Regions from separate parts of the Homo sapiens genome. Here all the other regions are linked to region 2. Evidence: chromatin contacts called from ENCODE Hi-C data. All regions are on one chromosome and are shown on one strand. Each heading gives the region's core, a stretch centred on a gene start or an enhancer-like site at or near the end of the contact. The rest is flanking DNA. Distances are from core to core; before and after follow the strand shown. Region 1 has its middle 18 kb from the start of IFNB1. Region 2 has its middle 140 kb from the start of SLC24A2. Region 3 holds the start of IFNA10 (interferon alpha 10).

Region 1 (4,070 bases), core at 1,380-3,879, 1.2 Mb after region 2:
TACCTGTTCTAATTTTTAATGGGACCAATTTTCATTACATTTCAGGTATATGTGTCTTTCTGTTATTTTAAGTGAACATTTAAAACTTCCTGAATTATAATACTAATATGACAAATATCAATAAATAGAAACACATGAGCACAATCTTTTTGGATGTGTCCACAATTTTTAAGTGTCGATGGCTTCTGAAACCGAAACAGTTGAGAACTGCTGATGTTGATAAGATTTACAAGAGCCTATTTAGGTGGTTAATTTGGCATATAATAGTATTAATCTCTAGTTTTATTGGTTGTCTTCTCTAAATCACAGGAAAACAAATGTGGAATTTTCCTGACCATGGGTAGTGACTGTGGTGTAGCTTCAGATTGCATTTGGAGAAAAGTCCATTGGAAAAGCATGGGGAAGGGAGGTAATGAGGACGCAAAAGGCAGAAGAGCTTCGTTCAAAAACAGTACCCTCCACAATAATAAAATGAAGGGTAATCTCACCAAAGTCTTAATTACATTGGAAAATTTTGCTCAGTGACCAAGAAAGTTCCTGTGAAACTTGGGAATTACAAAGGAAAAGCCTAAGTTCAGGGGAAGGAAAAAGAAGAATTGTTTTTCTCTCTTCAACCTGCTGTTTCCCTCTCACCCTCATTCAGTTCCTGAAGCTGCTTCTTTCCATGCTGGGCTTTATAACCGCAAGCCAACAGCTAGTTGGGTAGGGAATCCACCTTCAGACCTCCGACCTCGTGTGAAGAGGCAGAGCATGCCGCTGAGATCTATGTGCCACTGGTTTCAGACATTTCTCTGTTCCTTTTCCCTTTCCCACATCCTGGATGTCTTGTCATAGTCAAAGGCCTTTGACTAGATCCATTCGTTAGTTTCCGTTCTGTCACCTAAGAATCCAGGAGAGACTAGGCCACTTCACGGGGGCTCTGCCTGTCTTGTTAATGTCGGGATTCCTGACATGATATTAAAATAACGGCACCTTGGACATTGAGAAAACTGCAGAATCAAGAAGGTCATTCACTGACTTTGTCTCACCTTTCTTTGTGAAAGCTGGTCATAAGATAATTATCTGTCCTATCTCCCCTGAAAGTATGTCGTAAGACCCCCATGTGACAGGTGTCCTTCCCTGCTTCTGGAGGAAAGGAATAAAGACACAGGGACACCAAGAATAATCTGAACAGCAGGCCTTCCTAAGTCCCCCCTCAGTTTATTAACAATACTTCATATCCCCTTTGTGTCCAATATGCTTTTACATGACTGTCCATTTTTCATTAAACCTAAGCATAAAAATAGACAGTTTCTCTGGGTCTTTGGATCTTCATTTCTAAAGCCTCTTGTCTCCCATGAAAATTAGTTTAAAAAATTAGTTATGGTTTTCTCTTGTTAATCTTCTTTTATTATAGGGGTATTAACCATGAACCTAGCAATAGGTGAGAAAAGGCACTACTTTTTTTTCCCACACTAATGACAACTTCTGCCTTATGCAAACACAACCAGAGGGTCCTACAGTCTTCACCGCCAGCCACAGTTGGAATGGTCTCATCAATGGATTGATGGCCCAGGGACGCACAAGGGCTGTGCTGAGGCTCAGGAAACAATCCCCCAAAATGACGGCCACAGAAGCAGCCTCAGAAGCAAAACTTTCTCTGACTTTCTCCTGCCCTTCTCTCTGTGGCCCCTTATTCTCTAGAATCTCTCTAGAATCCCTCTTCCCAAGGCAGGCCATAGAAACCAGAATTCCCTTCCCCAAAGCCAGCCATAAAACCTAAACATATTACTTCAACCTCCTCCTTGCCTTTCTGTGTAAAAGCTGACCATAAGGAAATTATGTGACCTGCCTTATCTGATGGTAGAATATAACTCCATTCAGAGAGGGCCCTGCCCCATTCCCAGAGTAAGGAATGTTGCACAAACAAACCCAGAAGAATCTAGACAGACAGGCCTTGCTAGGCTTCCTCACTCAGTCTATTAGCATTAGATCATGCCCTTTTTGTCCAGTCATTTTTCTACATAGCTGTCCAATTCTTCATTAACCTAAGCATAAAAATGGTATCTTTGGGCTTTCATTCTGAAGGCTCCCATGTCACATGAAACTACTATACAATTAATTTGTATGGCTTTTTGCCTATTAATCTGCCTTTTGTCAGATGATTTTTCAGTGAAGCTTCAGAGGTCAAAGGGCTAATTTTCCCCTGGCCCCTACAGCTGCCCACCCAACATTTCTTACCAGGTGCTACCTGGACTCCCTCTGCTAGAAGCTCCACATTGGCCCTATCCAATACAGTCTTCAGTCACCCTCCAGCCTGGGTTTACTTTTCCCTTTGGATACCAGGCATTTCTCTGAGCTGTATGTTATTTAATCCTCACAACCATACTCAGGGGTAAATGCAGCCAGGCCTAGGGTTAAGAAGAGAATACACAGACAACACACTTACAGCAGCTGCTGAATAAGCACCAGCTCCATTCCCTTCACAAACACGTGGACATGTCTATTTTTGGTTTTTCTGTGGGTGCTTCCTATCTTGGAAGCAGTTTCTGGTGCTTCTACAAAGTGAAACCAAAACCCTGTACATCATTAAAACTTACAACCAATTACATTTTTATTTCATCATCAGGGGCTGTACGATGAACCAGGTGGTGCAAAAATAACAATGAGGGTGATGCAACAAGTGAAAAGGAAACTAAATGTGAATTGTCGAATTGGAATTGAAGAATGGAGCGGGTATTCCCCTTTGCCCTGGTGCTTGCCTGAGGCAAGTGCTGCTTATCTTCACAAAGCAGAAGATTCTTCTGGCTGCCTGGAAGATGCCTCTGTTATTTTAGTGAAAACATTTAGCTCCTCGAAAGGTAGAGAGAACCAAGAGGTAAAGTGTGCCATTGTAGACAGCTGGTGTGTGTGCCAGGTAGCAGTGCTTCTGTCTACATCCTGGGATATTTGCTGCGAAATGATTGGCTCAGTCACCAAGTGAATGGCTCTTTCTGCCTCTCCCTTGTGAGTAGTTGAGCTGGCATTAAAAAGTTCCTGGCTAGTTCTTTTGAAATTACCTCACCTTCCTGCAGACCTAGAACATTAGGGAATAATCCTCTAATCAGTTTCAAATAGGAGAGCTCACATGTAAGCAGCCTTATTTAAGTGCCAGGCATCATTCTGAGCATGTTATATAAATTAAACAATTAATCCTCACCACAGTTTTATGAGGTAGGACTGTGGTTATCTTAATTTTACAGATAAGGGAACTGGGCAACGAGAGGTCTGTTTCCTTTCCCCGTTATGACATCCCAAAATAGCATTTTGCTCCTTGAGTTCTAGTAGGAACATTCAAGGCCTGGTTGGCCTTTCCCATCTCTCACTCTGGACCCCTGGAGGGAAGAAAACTTGGTCTTATTCCTAGCTCTCATTTTTCACTTATTTCTTATTTTTAGAAAATGTGCAATTCTGCCAACTCTTTGCTTTAGCTCTTGCTTTCAAATGACTTGCACATCTCTGTCCTTTCTCCCCTTTTCCAAAATTTTCAATGTCATTTGCATCCTTCCATCAGTTCTAAAATGCTAGTTACTTGTGGATGTCTCTCCATTTTACGCCCTGTTCTGAGCCTATGGCTCTTTGCAAATTCAGCACTTGCGGAACACTCATCATTCTGTTCGGTAATCGATGTTTTGTTTTATCCTCTCTTTTCCAGAAGATTCGTGTTTTAAATCTGAACTTTGTCTCCCCAGTCATTAGCACAGTAGCCAATGGTAAAAAGTTAAGTATTGTTTATTGAATAAATATAATGCTGCAATATATGCTTCAATGAGTTTGTGACTGTCAGATATCAAGGAGTTGTCTTGGCAATGTTTGCTGAGGGTTCATTTAATGAATTCTCTTGACAAGAATTTGAGCTCCACCTATCTCATGAGCACATTGATGGGCAATGTGAACAAAGGGAAAATAAAATTCAAAAGAGAATACAATTTATGTTGAAAAGAACATTAAATATTATTTTAGATAAATGTAGCCCCAACACATGTGAGTCTTCTTGCCCCTTCTCTGACTCTCTTGGCATCCAAAAGAAATGCAAATCCATAATCAAAAGT
Region 2 (3,804 bases), core at 427-2,926:
AAGTGAAATGACTTCTTCACCAAAGTAACCACCAAACTGCCTAGCATCTTCCTGCTCTCCTGTCTCTGGGAGAGTCTATTGTTTGCCCCATAATTACTATCCTTCAGCTCATTTGGCTCTTAATCATGCCTTTGAATGCAGCACAGACAGAATGAACCCAGCTCTTCTGACTGTTCTAGGCTCAGTACTCTTGAAAGTCAGGCTTCAAGTAGAGTCAATTCTAAGGGGTCTTTGGCCCCAGAGCAGTCAATGCATCAAAGTGGAATTTTCTATAGCATGCTTGGACCCTTGGCATCCAGCACCAAAGTAAAACACAGCTTGCCTTACATAAGGGAGCCTACATTATCACTCCCAGAATAACTGGTGACCCCACAGACCTGCACAGATGTGCTGTAGAACAAACAAACATCAGACGTTCTCTATAAGGACAGGTCTAGGCTGCACCTTTATCTATATCCAGTCAAAGATATATAGATTTATAGTGACCCAGAAAAGAATGCAGAGGAACCTGGAGAAAGCACCCTGCTGCTTAGATCTACAAATTTTGTTCATCTCATATATATAGGCACAGACAAAAAGGAATGTTGACAGGCTGTATTTACTTGATCTTTTTGTCATCTCTTAGAATCTAATACATGTGAAAATTTTGGCATAGGTAAGCACAATTACTTGTGGTAGACATATATATTTGTGAAGCTGTAACTCCTTGTGTATATATGTTTTATTCTTTACACATTAGTTCTTGCTGCCAAAAAGCTCTACATTTTATAATTCAATCAGCCAACACCTGTACCAAGATTTGGTCACTGGGAACTTCAAATATTTCGTATTTGAGAATGGGGAAAGAAAATCTGCAGAAAAAAAAATTGACCAGAACCTGCGTCATGTATTTTTCACAGGAAAGCTAATTATTAGAGGAGGATAAAAACCTGAGGTTCCCTGACTAGGGAGTGGAGTCTAGACAAGGGATCTGATGTGACAGGGTTCCTTCTCTATCCTCTTCAAAATGTAAGGAATGTTTGGCTTCTGGATTGTGTCAGAAAATAGAAGTAACAAATAGTCTTTATTCATAAAAAACTGGCTTTTCCTGACAGAGATTTTAATCGTGTGCTACACACGTGAATCCTTTTTAAAGAAATTGCTAGGGGCTGGGGAATTTCCAAGCCAACCTCCATTAACCTGCAGATTGAGCAAGACACACATCTGTTCTTTAATTGCACAGTATTTCGAATCAAAACAAACAAGCCCTTCCACAGAAAAGGGCCTGTTTTCCTGGTGATGGTTTTGGCTCGAGTTACCCTTTGTGTTGAGTATGTCTACTCTTCAGGCCATAAGGTAGCGATCTCACCGACACCTCCCTGTGTCACGATTCCCCTTAGTAGTCTGTGCTGCAGTCACTAAGCATGACCACTAGATGGCGGGAGAGGACTGAGTTGAGGTTATGGCGGCGGCTCCTTTCTCCCTGCAGGGTGGGAGGAACGCTGTTGTCTCTTTTTCTTCCTGCCCCTTTGTTTGACTTCACCATTCTCTGTTTCCTTTTCGCTCCGCTGTAGTTACGTGACTCACCTTTCATTCAGTACCTCCCTTCAAGGAAAGCCCTGTCTCCTGTCCTTGGACTGGGATCACACAGAGTTCTTGGGATGACCCTGGCTCTCCCGCGCCAGCCGCTCTGCTGCCAAGCGCAAGCATTCGCTCCCAGATGCTTCGCCCAGTTCTTTGCAAATGTCATCCAATCAGTGTCCAGGTGTTCACGGCTCATCACTGGCTTACTGCTCTGGTCTACATAGCTTGGGACATTGCTGTTTATGCAGGTATAAAAAAAAAAAAAGAAAAACAAAAGAAAGAAGGAACGGCAGCATCACAGAATGTGAATCAGAATATTAGTCTGTGGTACTGGGAGAGAAAAAGAAGATTCCCCAGAGAGGATGAAGACCAAACAGACTGCAGACCTGCCATCTCTCTACACTGCACTTGGATTGGCCATTTGCTGTATGCACCCGGGAAAAAAATTCAGAGGACCATGCTGTTGTGATAGCTGACCTAAAGACATTCTGGAGAGCACATGAGTTTGATTTTTACAAATGACTTAATAATCTGGGGGACCAAGCCAGGGCTGCAGAGTCTGGAAGAGCCCCCGCCAGCGGTGAGCAGAGGAGGAGGAGACCCAGAGTCAGGGGTGGTAGAGGAACGGGGTTTCCCAGGCCTCTTTTCACAGCAATTAGAGGTCTGTGTTCTCCTTGAGGCAGGGGCGTAACTCCCACAAGTGTTAATGAGATTTAACGAAGAGAAAGGGAGACTCCAGAGCTGCATTTCCAGTCGGGGCTTCCACAGCAGCAGAAGAGGACAGAGTTCTGCTGCTTCCAGCCGGACCTGGCAGAGAGTCCTGGAAGCCTGGACCTTAGCATGTTACCTTCATCAGCAATTCCACACTCCAGCCGGCATCGTAAGTCCCCAACCTGTGGTCGCCTAGCCCCTTCTACGAACCTTGTGAAGAGAAGCTGCCTGTGCCTTGGGCTAGAAAGTTCTCTCGCACTCTATCCAGTGCTTAAGCTCGCCTGCCTAGGTTTACATCCCAGCTCTGCTGAGTTTCCAGCTAAGCCTAGTTTCCTCCTCCAAAAAATGGAGATAATAAATGGCACCTACTTCACTTGCGGATCTAATGAAAGTCAAGAGCTTAGCACAATGTTTGACCATATAAAGTACCTCTGAGTGATGATGATGATGAATTTGGGCCTAGAATTGACATCTTAGTCATATGAGGCAGAACCTAGTTCTAAGGAAACACACCTCAGTGCCATGATAGAAACATTTCATCATGAAAACCTAAGCAGTTGTGCAATGAAAATCCCTGTCATTTACAACAATTCCCCCACCCCCCACGTACTTGGGATAAATTAGAACCAGGATGGGCCAAGTTTCTCGTCTCGCCTCCTCTTTTCCTCAGTGGCAACCGTGTGATTTATGGCTCTGACGGGAGAGCCAACCAAACTCAGTTGTTTCAGCTGATTGTCCCCGTGAGTTTTCAGGTTGATGTGAAATCCAATGGGGTGTGAACTGAAACCCAAGATCTCCTGAAAGCCCCATGCACTAAGCTCAGTAAGGGACCAAACCAAACCAAACCAAAGCTCCCTCCCTCTTGCCTGGCACTCCTGGAGCTCACAAAAAGCCTGCCACTTGTGAGCCTGTGTGCCTGGAAGGGTCTGCTGCACCTGGCTGGGGGCCCCTGGGCCATTGTTTTCCTGGCAGCAGCAAGGAGGCAGGTCTTCGGCTCACTCCTGGAGCTGGCCCCACACCAGCGACCTCAGAAACCAGGCAGGCTTTCATCCTGGGGTCTCCTAGGGGTTGGTTACACAGAGAGAGTGAGGCTTTGTTGGAAGACTCTCAGAGGCCTGGCCAGGTTTTCCTCTCACAGCCAAGAAGCAGGTTCTAGTTCTTTCCAAACCCTTGATACCTTCTAAACTGAAAAGCGGCTGCCCACTCAGAATTTGGGCTAGGCCATGGAGATGCTAAAAACCTTATCTTTTAAAAGGGAATTGTTACTGTCTCTCTGAAAAGACTGCAGGGTTTCTAGGAGATTCTGAAATGATGTATACAGCTAGAGTCTAAAAAGGTGGAAGGAGAGGTTTCTGGGTAGGGGGTTAAAAGTGTAAGCTCTGGAGGCAGGCAGACCTGGGAGCAAGTCCCAGCTCATACTCTTCATAGCTGAGTGACCTTGAGAAAGTCACTCAATCCCTCTGAGGTTCTCTTTGTTCTTTTGCTCCCTGCTCACTCTTCATCTTACCCTGTCTAGCCCAACGTTTTTGG
Region 3 (4,411 bases), core at 1,703-4,202, 1.3 Mb after region 2:
ATTGTAAATAGTGTTGCAATAAACATACACGTCCATGTATTTTTATAATAGAATTATTTGTATTCCTTTGGGTATATACTCAGGAATAGGATTGCTGGGTCTAATGGTATTTCTGGTTCTAAATCCTTGATGAATCGCCACACTGTCTTCCACAATGGTTGAAGTAATTTACATTCCTACCAACAGTGTAAAAGCTTTCCTATTTTTCCACAGCTTCACCAGCATCTGTTGTTTCCTGACTTTTTAGTAATTGCCATTCTGAGTGACATGAGATGGCATCTCATTGCAGTTTTGATTTTCATTTCTCTAATGATCAGTGATGTTGAGCTTTTTTCATGTTTATTGGCCACATAAATGTCTACTTTTGAGAAGTGTCTGTTCATGTCCTTTGCCCACTTTTCGATGGGGCTTTTTTTTTTTTGTGAATTTGTTTAAGTTCTTTGTCCATTCTGGATATTAGACCTCTGTCAATTGGGTAGGCTGTAAAAATTTTCTCCCATTCTGTAAGTTGCCTGTTCACCATGATGATTGACAGTTTCTTTTGCTGTGCAGAATCTCTTTAATTAGATGCCATTTGTCAATTTTAGCTTTGGTTGCAGTTGCTTTTGGCGATTTCATCATAAAATCTTTGCCCATGCCGATGTCCTGAATGCTATTGCCTACGTTTTCTTCTAGGGTTTTTATGGTTTTGGGTTTTACATTTAAGTGTTTAATCCATCTTGCATTAATTTTTGTATAAGGTGTAAGGAAGGGGTCCAGTTTCAGTTCTCTGCATATGGCTATCCAGTTTTCCCAGCACCATTTATTAAAGAGGGAATCCTTTCCCCATTCCTAAAGTACTCAGAAAGAGATTATCTTTTCCAGTTTCCAATTTTATTTTATGAAAAAATGTGTCAGTTTTTACTGACATTTAACAGAGTATTAATCAAAATAATGATCAATTACTATTGTAAATAATTTTACATTTTATGCTTTAAATATATAAATTATTAAATGTATTAATATGATTCACCAATGCATCACAATTATGAAATTTATTCAGTGACATATATTTTCAAAAAGGAAACACTATGCAGATAAAAGATAATCCACATTTTTGGGGGTCCAAACTTATTACTTGCCACCATTGCAAAGGCAGTTTTCTCACATTTTCTGTATGTGTTATCTTGATTTCTCTTTTCTGAGTCACTCTTCTGTCTACCCCAGTATGGCTTCTGCTGATTAATTCTATGAATCCAGCTCTCAGTAAGCTCTGCATTGCCATCTATTTTCTTGCTGTAGTGCTCAGTTTTAATTCACATTTTCCATAAGTTTATTGATTCCTTTTCTAAGCACATTTATTTTCTAAATACACTTTTATCACCATTCCCTCTTGTCCTTCTAATGTTAAGGTATTCCACCTCTGTTTCCTTTGTGTCTCTTCTGTTCCCACACTTTAATGGTGGAAGATCCTCAGAATCCAGTTTAAGTCTTTTTTTCCCTCTCCACTTGCTCCCCATATGACAGCCTTCATTTGCGTCCTTTCCATTGCCAGTTATGAACTTCCAGATATCGTATTCCTTGGAAACTGCAAATTCACATATCTGACTTGCAATGTACATTTTCAATTACATGTTGAAGTCAGTTTACAGAGAATATCTCTGCTTTTATTTCCAGATATGTCTCAATCTACATTCTGCTAAGAGGAATTCATTGTTTTTTTACTTCCTCACATTATAGCAGTTAGCATCACTGATATTAATTCAGCATTATTATTGTTTTTAGATTTCTTTCCTGAAAAAATCAAAGATACAAGAGAACAGGGACTGTATATTTTATGTTCACGTTTATATCCTGAAGGCAACATATAACCAGGTACAGAAAAAAATATATTTTTATAACTTGAATAAAATTATGATAGGTAACATAATTAAATCATCTATTTTTAAGTCAGGTTGTAAAGTCAGCCTTGGCATTTTATCTTAAAGAATAAACAAACACAAGAAATTTTGTATAGTAAAAATTTAATGAAAAAGGAAATTAATATATTGGCTAAATATGAAGAACATATATTGTTACATTAACCACAATGTAAAGCGACTCATGATATTACATAAATTTTAAAAATAATTAAATAAATATTTAAACAAAAGATGAACAGAGACATCAGAATGGTCATCTGTAAAGGACTAGTGCCTGCACAGGTATACACGACACTTCTTTACACTGCTGAAAACATTTGAAAATTTTGATTCAACGCGTCGTGGTTATAGAAGTGAGTCTTTGAAATGGAAGAACTCATGAAAGTGTGAGATAATGTATTAGTCAATCAGGATCATTGCCATGTTGAACCAGTTTTCAATCCTTCCTCCTTAATCTTTTTTGCAAGTTTGTTGAAAACGAGAGGGATCTCATGATTTCTGCTCTGACAACCTCCCAGGCACAAGGGCTGTATTTCCTCTCTATTAGATAAAGAGTGATTCTTTGGAAGTATTTCCTCACAGCCAGGATGGAGTCCTCATTCATCAGGGGAGTCTCTTCCACCCCAACCTCCTGTATCACACATGCTTCCAGGTCATTCAGTTGCTGGTAAAGTTCAGTGGAAAATTTTTCTAGGAGGCTCTGTTCCCAAGCAGCAGATGAGTCCTCTGTGCTGAAGAGATTGAAGGTCTGCTGGATCATCTCATGGAGGACAGAGATGGCTTGAGCCTTCTGGAACTGGTTGCCATCAAACTCCTCCTGGGGGATTCGGAAATCATGTCTGTCCTTCAGGCAGGAGAAAGGAGAGATTCTTCCCATTTGTCCCAGGAGTATCAAGGCCCTCCTATTACCCAGGCTGTGGGTCTGAGGCAGATCACAGCCTAGAGAACAGATGGATTTGTAGCTGAGCACCAGCACGGCCATAAGTAAAGAAAAGGACAGGGCCATTGGGATGTTGCAAATATTGCTAGGCTACTTGAGATGGATAACCTTGAACTTCGGCCTCTAGGTTTTCTGAAGACTTTGCTCTGTGCATAGGTCTTAAATAGTGAACATACTAATTTCCATTTTCTAAATGCCCTAGTTTTACTTTCTATCTCTGTTTTTGCTTTCTTTATGTACTCTCTCCATGTGTTTAAAAAGTTTTTCATTTTTTTTCATCATTGCCTATTTTTCACCTGCACTCAAAGCCTTTTATGGTTTTTTTTTAATTGAAATCTTCATGAAATTTTAGTAACACAGATTTGGCATATCTATTTATGTATATTACGTATACCTCTACTTCACAGATAAAAACTACAAAGTTTGCTCTTTTTATTCAAAGTAAAGTTAAGAATTACAGAAAAGTTAAACTAAAATCTAAGTTTAAAAGCTATTGACATTTATTTTAATTTGATAAGTATATTTGTGGAATAACTTTTAGTATAATTTGTTCATGCAAATTTTGTATCAAAGTACATATGCAAAATAAAAATCTATATAATACACATTAATAATATGAATGTAGTTACCTACCTAATCATTCAAAACTCCTAAAAATATGAATCAATAATTTTTTAAAATTTTTCTCTTAGTGTATGAAGCTTTGAATTTTGCTTTATATGAGAAAATAATTTGTAAATTCACCAGCTGCAGTATTCATCCAGATATTGCCAAAACTTTTTTCTTTTCAGCACTTGACACAAGTACTGATGTATTGAATAACTTTAGTAGAAATAAAACATATAATGTAAGCTATTTGGATTGAATTCTCAAAGTCTACCAAACATCCTGAAGAACTGAGGATCAAACATAACTAATAACTATAAGATAGTCAATGGCAGCCCAAAGATATGCAGGTTAAAGCCACATACTGTGATAAGACTTTAAGATCCAGCAAAAAATGGACAAAAAGTCCTCCAATCACAGTCATCTATTTGCTATAGGTTTGTAACATTGGTCTTACAAATATTTTGTTTATCTTCATGAACTCAATACCAGTGCTTCTCATATCATACACAAAAAAACCCAATGAGAAATATGTATATTAAGCAATAAAATTTTGTTGGATAGAGTTGTTGGAAAGTCAGAAACTATTGTAATATGTTAGATTCATTTACACTACGAGAACTAATTTTTGTACCCTTAAAAGAAGTATCAATCCAATAAACATATATGACTTAGAAAATAGTATGATTTAAATCATTTTTGGCATTTTACATTGAAGTTCATATTCCCTAAAGGTTTTCAGAAGTTCCTATCCAAGTCAATTCTTATCAAATAAAAAAGACCATCTTTGTTCTAAATTCATAAATTTATAAATATTGAATATTATTATGCAAAGAAATAACTTTCAGCATGATCCTGAACTCTGGCTCTAACTTTTTTTTTTTTTTTTTTGTGTAAGAAGTTTTTTTTTGTATAAGTAGGCCCTATAGATACTGAGTCCTTAAATGGAATGAGGTCTGCTTTA

Evidence for each region. A loop is a pair of places that touch in the nucleus more often than their neighbours do. Pooled maps may share reads with other maps.
Region 1: a map of Calu3 shows a loop between it and region 2 (6-fold over the local background). The contact joins two enhancer-like sites. A Hi-C loop is called at or near these places in 13 of 168 maps with a recorded cell type or tissue (Calu3, GM13977, body of pancreas and 9 more) and 5 of 50 pooled maps.
Region 3: a loop to region 2 is called in a pooled map, with 6 times the contacts of the local background. The contact joins the promoter of IFNA10 here to the enhancer-like site in region 2. A Hi-C loop is called at or near these places in 2 of 50 pooled maps.

Annotation. Positions count from the first base shown.
Region 1 is chr9:21,093,867-21,097,936 of GRCh38, forward strand. No RefSeq gene overlaps it. Among named protein-coding and RNA genes, the nearest start is that of IFNB1, 18 kb to the left of the region's middle. RefSeq lists enhancers at 2,457-2,726, 2,624-2,918. Within about 2 kb of position 2,630, at least 10 of the 41 ENCODE cell types and tissues checked have a DNase peak (open chromatin) inside an H3K27ac peak, as active enhancers do.
Region 2 is chr9:19,924,760-19,928,563 of GRCh38, forward strand. It overlaps a transcript of SLC24A2 not described here. Among named protein-coding and RNA genes, the nearest start is that of SLC24A2, 140 kb to the left of the region's middle. RefSeq lists enhancers at 1,392-1,686, 1,612-1,721. Within about 2 kb of position 1,677, at least 3 of the 41 ENCODE cell types and tissues checked have a DNase peak (open chromatin) inside an H3K27ac peak, as active enhancers do.
Region 3 is chr9:21,204,191-21,208,601 of GRCh38, forward strand. It overlaps IFNA10 (interferon alpha 10), which reads right to left and starts at 2,953. Exons shown (of 1, transcript NM_002171.2): 1 at 1,991-2,953. The coding sequence starts at 2,907. The coding sequence ends at 2,338.